Regions from separate parts of the Homo sapiens genome. Here region 1 is linked to region 2. A link is a contact called in ENCODE Hi-C or POLR2A ChIA-PET data. All regions are on one chromosome and are shown on one strand. Each heading gives the region's core, a stretch centred on a gene start or an enhancer-like site at or near the end of the contact. The rest is flanking DNA. Distances are from core to core; before and after follow the strand shown.

Region 1 (3,510 bases), core at 592-3,091, 190 kb before region 2:
TATAGTACTTATCCTGATTTGATCACCGCACATTGTGCTCATGTATCAGAACATCACACTGTACCTGATTAATATGTACAATTATTGTGTGTCAATTAAAAATAATAATAAAAGCCAAAAGAATTGTCCAGGAGTCTATGACACTGAGTCAATAATCTCTCCAGAGCAGAGTATCTGCCTGACCTCATTTGTGAAAATACATTTGTATGGAACTTCAGACTATTTCAAGCACTTGTATTTACACATCACAAAGCAGTATAGTGTGACTGTTCTGAGCACTGATCCTGGAGCTAGGCTACCTGGGTTCAAATCCCACCTCTGCCACTTACCAATTGTGTGCCCTTGGGCAAGTTATTCAACCTCTCTGTGCCTACATTTCTTATGTGAAAAATGGAGATAAAATAATGGTACCTATCTAGTGGAGTGGCTGTGACTATTGAATAAATTAATAAAAGTAAAGCTTTTGAAACAGTGTCAGGCACTCAGCAGGTAACAGTTTATGATATTCTTATAAATCATATACAAAGCAAGTAAAGAGTATGATTCCTTTTTGAAAGCTGGGGAAACTGAGGCAGGGGGAAACTTGCACACTCATCTGTCAGATTTGGTTGCTTTCTTTAACTCTACCCTCAGCCCTTGCCCAGTCCTTAGTTTCTACCTGGTCTGAGTTGGCAAAGGCTGGCTTCTGTGAGCTCACACGCTCCAGGCTCTGGCACAGCTGGAAACACCGGTGTGTGTGTGTGTCCTCTGCATCCCAGTGGTTCTGAATGGCAGGCACTCAAGGAGAAAAAGGCAATGCTTCAGCATGAATGCACACAGCCAGCCCAAGCAGCCACCCTTCCAGGAGCTCTGGGCCCATTGGGCAGCCTCGAAGCAGGAGCTATTGGGTTCTGGATGGCATACTCCACACCTTCCCCTCCCTGTGTAGAGTTTGGCAGGTTCCCTGGTTCATGTTTGCTCCCCCACACACAGATGGTGCCTCTTCCAACACAAAGACAAACACAAACACTGCTCTCTCTTCCCACGGCATCTTCTAGAGACCTGGCGGACACATGGGCAGATTAGTCCGGATTAAAGTTGGTGATATTTTTCTGTCCTTGAAGAGAAAGAGAGAGAGAGAGAGAGAGAAGAGAGAAAGGGGGAGAGGGATAAGGGGGGAGAGGGATAAAGAGGGAGAGAGAGAGGGAGAAAGGGAGAGAAAGAGAGAGAGAGAGAGACCAACAGAATAAGGAAAAAAGACACAGAAGTGCATGGACCAAAAGAGAGGATCAAATTTCCTTGATATAAAGCCAGGATTTGGAAACAGAGGAGACAATTATAGTCTCTGCTTTCTGGCAAAGACACTCAGTGACAGTGGGTTCCTGTGGCCCTGAGTAAATCTGAAGGAGAGAGCAAGAGTTGGGGGCCTGCAAGTGTGACTGTGATAAGGACACTCATGTTGTTAGTACAGAGGAAAAACAAAGCACAAAGTGAAACTCTCAGAGTGTGTTCTATTGATAGATCTAAATCGAACACAGGAAACGGCCCTGGCCACAGGGATATTGTAAATATGAAGGCAGCCGTGGGACTTGTAGTGTGTGCATGAGGGTGTGGTGTAACTCAGGACTGCAGGACTTCGTGGTGGGTCTTCTGCCAGAAAGCAGTGGCTGTAATTGTCTCCCTCTCTTTTTCAACCCTGCCTTTAGACCTGGAAAGAGCTTTATCCTCCTTCTTGGTCTCTGAGGTCATTTGTTAATGTAATAGTTACTGGGTGTTCCTCTGAGATGCAGGCATTAGGCCAGGCACAAGAAATACACATATAAATATGATGTCAGCCCCAGGCTCCAGGAGCTCCCAGTCTGGAAGAGAAAACAGAAACATCGTCAAAGAAACCAGCTCCACAGCAGAGGGGGTCACAGAATAACATAAACATGCTCATGTGCAGTACAAACTCAGAGACATCAACTCCAAAGAGTAGGAAACTTGGTGATAACACTCAGAATCACCTAAGATGTGTGCTTCCTGAATGCAAAGCCTGGACACAACAGTGATCTGGGAGAGAGAGGCTGGCCCACAGGCTCCCTGGAGCTAACGATTGTCCACTTGGGCAGGGTCCTCTGATGGGGTAATCTGGGGGCTGCAGGAGAGGCCCTAAACAGCTCATCTCCCCACTGCCATCTCCATGTTACAATATCTAAAATTTCGACATGAAAGAAATACTTCCTCTTGGCTTTTTAAAAAGAATTTCTTTCATCTGTAGAAGCACTTCACACCTGGAGCAGCAGTAGCATTTTCGCTGGGCTGCCACTAACATTAGATCCCTTGATACCTGGGGCCTCTCAGGGCACCGAGTTTGCAGTTAAGGGAATTCCTGGAGGTGTGTGCAGTAAAGAAACATACAAAGGTGTTAGCAAGTCCCTAGACCTCTTTTCTGAAGGCTGAAAGGCGCTGGAGGAGAACAGAGTAGAGGTGAAGTGGTAGGTCCTAGAAGCACGGAGAGAGGACTGCCCCATGGCCTTGAGTAGCACTGCCTGTGGGTTGATGTATCTTTAGGAGGGGGTTACAAAAGCTCATTGGACAAACTGCTATGGGCTTAGGATGTGCTATGTGACAGGGTGTCTCTATATTTTTAGACACAAATTATTGATGGTGTCACAATGTTGAAAAGAGGCAGTTTGTGGCCATTTTTTCCAGGGGGAACACTTCTCATTTTCACGTATCAGTGTCTGAGTGACTTTGTGTGCCAGACACTGATGGTTGTTTAGACAAAGGGTGTTCCCCATTTTACCTTGCTAATGGAACTTTGGTTTGTTCATTGGCAATGTGCCCAGGCTCAAAGGATAAATCATGATTAGACCAAGGCAACCAGACAATTCTCTTTTGCAATTGACTAGTACCTTGTGACCCAGTTCTGGACCGTGAGATGTAAGAAGATCTGTGCTGGAGAGACACTGAGAAATACTAGCTCCTCGATAAAACAAGGCCACAAGAGAACAAGGCCTTTTACCCCTTCTTTTCTTCCTGCTTTGGATGCTGACATGTGAGGATGATGCCTGGGGCTGCTGAAGCCATCTTGAGACCATGAGGCAGCCAATCTGAGAATAAAGGCATCAGTCTGAGGATTGTGCAATTGGAGGATATTTGTTGGCCTGGTTAAGCTGCTGAACCAATCCTGCAACTGGCCACCTCCAGGCTACTGGTTAAGTAAGCAATATGCATACTTGTGGCATAAGCCACTGGTAGGTAGATTTTTCTGTTGTACTGAAATATATCCTAACTGCTATTTCATACTGACATTGGAAATTGGAGACCAGAGTAATCAATAAGATGAAAACATATACTGTTAATTCTTCCAGGTGGGAAATACAAGTTGTTTTCTGTTTAGGTAGAGCACTGAACCTCACAAACACCAAATTTATTTGTAAATCGATTGATTGTTCATTGGCGTTCATTATGAGGGAGCCTAGGACGGCAGAAAGCTCATGGGACTGGTGTCTAGATAGCAAAGTTTTGGTCTCAGGTCTGTGATCT
Region 2 (3,207 bases), core at 206-2,705:
GGGTATGGAGCCATTTTTATTAATTTTCCTCTGGTTTGAGAATCTAGATTCACTTTTACTTACTCGCATTTTACAAGAGCCATATAGTGTTTTTGGTTCCTCCCCCCTAACACCTGTTTAGTTGGGTCTTTAATCAGGCTTCTGTCCAGCCCTTAGGACTTCAGGTTCTCCACTGTGCCATGCAGCAGGCACCCACCCACGGCCTTCACCTTGGGCAGGACACGTGCTCATGTTTTGGAAGTTTCATGCCTGCCACTCAATTAACCCAAATTCATAAAATCATGTATAAAATGTGTGTCCTGGCTTTTTCTTCTTCCAGGCCCCCATCTCCCAGGTTTCTAACCCTGGGCTTAACTTCTCTAGGTAGACCTTCAATCTGCCATCTCTGGTGTAGCATGGGCACAGATCTAATGCTTTCCCACCCATTCTCTACAAGAACCTGTGTTCTCCCTGTCACAAGTTTGTCTTTGGCAGCCCTGGGCAAATAACCTCTCAGCTCAGCCAAGCTCTGGAAACTTTTCCAGGGACAGTCTGTGATCTGTTTTAGTCCTCTGCCTATTCCTTTGACTATTTATAAACTCCTTGAGTGTGGTGGGCATTCAATTGTGTTGCCTAGATCCCCCTTCAAGGAAGGACTTGATGTCCAGCTCTGCAGACAGCTTCCAGTTGTCAGCCCCTTCAGAGTCTGCCTAAACGCTGAGACTGGCCTTGTCATGTCCTTTCTGGGGTGGCCCATGTCTGGTTTAGTGAGCAAGGCAGGGCTGTAGAAACCTGGCCATTTTGGTCTGGTGTTGTACCCTCTGAGGACAGTCTTTGTTCCAGAGTTTGCCTGACTGGCGGAGGCTTCGTTGGGTCTGCATCACACACAGTTCCAGGTCCTTCTTTGCAGAGTTTTTATTTCTCCCCCTTCTTTTCACAGGTGTTGATCCCCCACAGACATCTCATACCCAGAACTCTGCCTCAGCATTTGTATCTGGTGATCACAACATGTAGCTCTGGATCAAGGGGCATGGCTATGCCTCTCTGTGTCCCTTACAGCACTTACCTGTGGGGTTTGCTTTAGAAGACGACTTGCAAATGTTTGCTGATTGAATTGCTGCTAGTAATTACTAACATTGAAGGAGTAGGCCCATGTACCTGGCACCAAATGAAGCAGGTAGATCATTTTACATGAATATATCCTTCAGTCCTCAGAGAACCCCATGAGAAAAGCACCATTATTTCTCCCTTTTTCACAGATGAGGAAACTAACGCACAGAAAGTAAGCAACGACGTGAGAACATGAGCCCAGGCAGTCTGACTCCTGAACCAAAACTCCTCCCCCCCATGTTGGAGCTAAGCTCTAGATGCAGCTGACTGTTGATCACTAACAGTTAACAGGAACCATATGGTGACACGAGGCAGTGTCAGAAAGCCAAAGGGGAACTGACACAACGTTGGAGTGGTAGGCATTCATGTGGGACTGGCTGGCTCGGAAACTTTCTGAGCCTGTGTCTTCCAGCACATCTGTCTCTGTTTTCTCCTCCTAAAAATCATGTCATCATGGACTGCCTGAACTAGCAGCAAACATAGCTTAAACTCGCTGTGGTACAAAGCAGGAGTAAGCCCAGAGAGGTTAAGGAACATCCCCAAGGTCACAGAGCTCGTTGGTTTCTAGCCCTCAAGACCAGCCAGGGTTTCCACCTCATCCCACTCCATCCCCTCTCCACACCACACCTTTCCCCTTCTTCCCCTCTACATCACACCCCAAAGCTCTCTGGTAGTTAGTTGGTGGATGTTGAGGCAGGAAGGGCACCTCCAACTTGGCAAGGCCAACTGTGGAGTCAGAAATCCTCTGCCTTCTCAGTCAGGCCCTCTTGCTGATTCAACTCCATCAGCATTCCAAGCACCTCTGAAATGTAAAGGCAAGGGGATTGCAAGAAGGGTAGTTGTAAGAGTGATGCAACAGCACTACCTCATTTTTATTGCTACCTTGCCCAAGTTCTATTATTAAATTTCTCACTTCCCCTTAACATTAAAACCTAACAGCACGATGGCAAGTGGTTAAGTGCTATGAAATCAAACAAGCCTTGGTGTGCAACCCACCTTACCTCTTTCTAGCAGCGTGACCTTGAGAAATTTACTGAAATTCTTTGAGCATCAGTTCCTTCCTCTGTACAGTGAAGCAAATAATGCTCAATAGTGACTTCGTAGGGTGGGGGAGGGATAAATGAAAGAATGAATATGGAAGACAGCACAGGGCTGCTGAACACAGTAAAGCTACTGTAACTTGTAGCCATTGTTATTTTTATTAAAGATACATAAGAGATAACATATGTGGCACCCAGTAATCATTAATCCAACATCCTCAGCAGGGAAGAACAAATCAGCACATGCATTAATTAGAGTTTCTCATAACAGAAAGGATTCAGCTGATGTGTGCAGTGCCTCTCAGGAGAGAGGCAGGACCAGACTCGCCATCTCTGGATCAGAATCTATCCTAAGGCAGTCCCAGGCCACAGAATCCCTCTTCTCCAAACTCATCACTGATATTGCACCTATAACCCTCATGATTCAGGTTTCCTTAAAGTGAGGATGAAGGCAGTATGACTGAATCAACAAGAATAGGGGTGGAAGGCTGGAGTGGGAGAGATATGTGATGTTTCAATAACTTGGTGGACTGAGCTAACAAGGACCATGCTCCCACTGCAAACACAGAGAGATATCTGATAAAACATAATGAAAAAGTAAATAAGTACACAGTTTGAAAAGGAGGAAGGAAGGAAGGGAGGGAGGGAGGGAAGGAGGGAGGGAGGAAGGAAGGAAGGACGAGCAGATGGAGGGAGGGTAGGTGCAAGGGAAGGAGGGAAGGAAGGAGGGGAAGGAAAGGAGAGAGAAAAAAGGGAGAAAGGAAGAAAGGAAAAATGAAAGGAATCCCCATATTTCAAAAGGAATCATCCATTTCAATCAGCAGCATTCATTGACTTAAGGCTGAAATGATACAGCGAGTAACTAGAGAATGGGATTTCAAGTTTTGAAAGCATGACCAAAAAGGTGACAGAGCCTAGACTTCCAAAGCCCTTAGACATCACATTGCATGATGCTGTAAGATCAGGCCTCCAGCACTAGGCTACAGGGAGAAAGTCCGAAAGGAAGAAGAGCCTTTGTTGCTGGAGGAATCCCCGAGAAAGGGGATTTCTTGCTATGCTTTGTCCACCCATCCTTCCA

What was found. Hi-C counts contacts between places; a loop is a spot of excess contacts on that map. ChIA-PET counts read pairs that join two places held with the same protein, here RNA polymerase II (POLR2A). Pooled maps may share reads with other maps.
Region 1: a loop to region 2 is called in a map with no recorded cell type, with 4 times the contacts of the local background. The contact joins two enhancer-like sites. A Hi-C loop is called at or near these places in 2 of 37 single-sample maps with no recorded cell type and 3 of 50 pooled maps. POLR2A ChIA-PET finds 5 or more read pairs at or near these places in 1 of 52 experiments (activated CD4-positive, alpha-beta T cell).

Annotation. Positions count from the first base shown.
Region 1 is chrX:39,335,047-39,338,556 of GRCh38, reverse strand. No RefSeq gene overlaps it. Among named protein-coding and RNA genes, the nearest start is that of LINC01281, 9.4 kb to the right of the region's middle. RefSeq lists an enhancer at 1,457-1,536. Within about 2 kb of position 1,841, at least 9 of the 41 ENCODE cell types and tissues checked have a DNase peak (open chromatin) inside an H3K27ac peak, as active enhancers do.
Region 2 is chrX:39,143,344-39,146,550 of GRCh38, reverse strand. No RefSeq gene overlaps it. Among named protein-coding and RNA genes, the nearest start is that of LINC01281, 180 kb to the left of the region's middle. Within about 2 kb of position 1,455, at least 4 of the 41 ENCODE cell types and tissues checked have a DNase peak (open chromatin) inside an H3K27ac peak, as active enhancers do.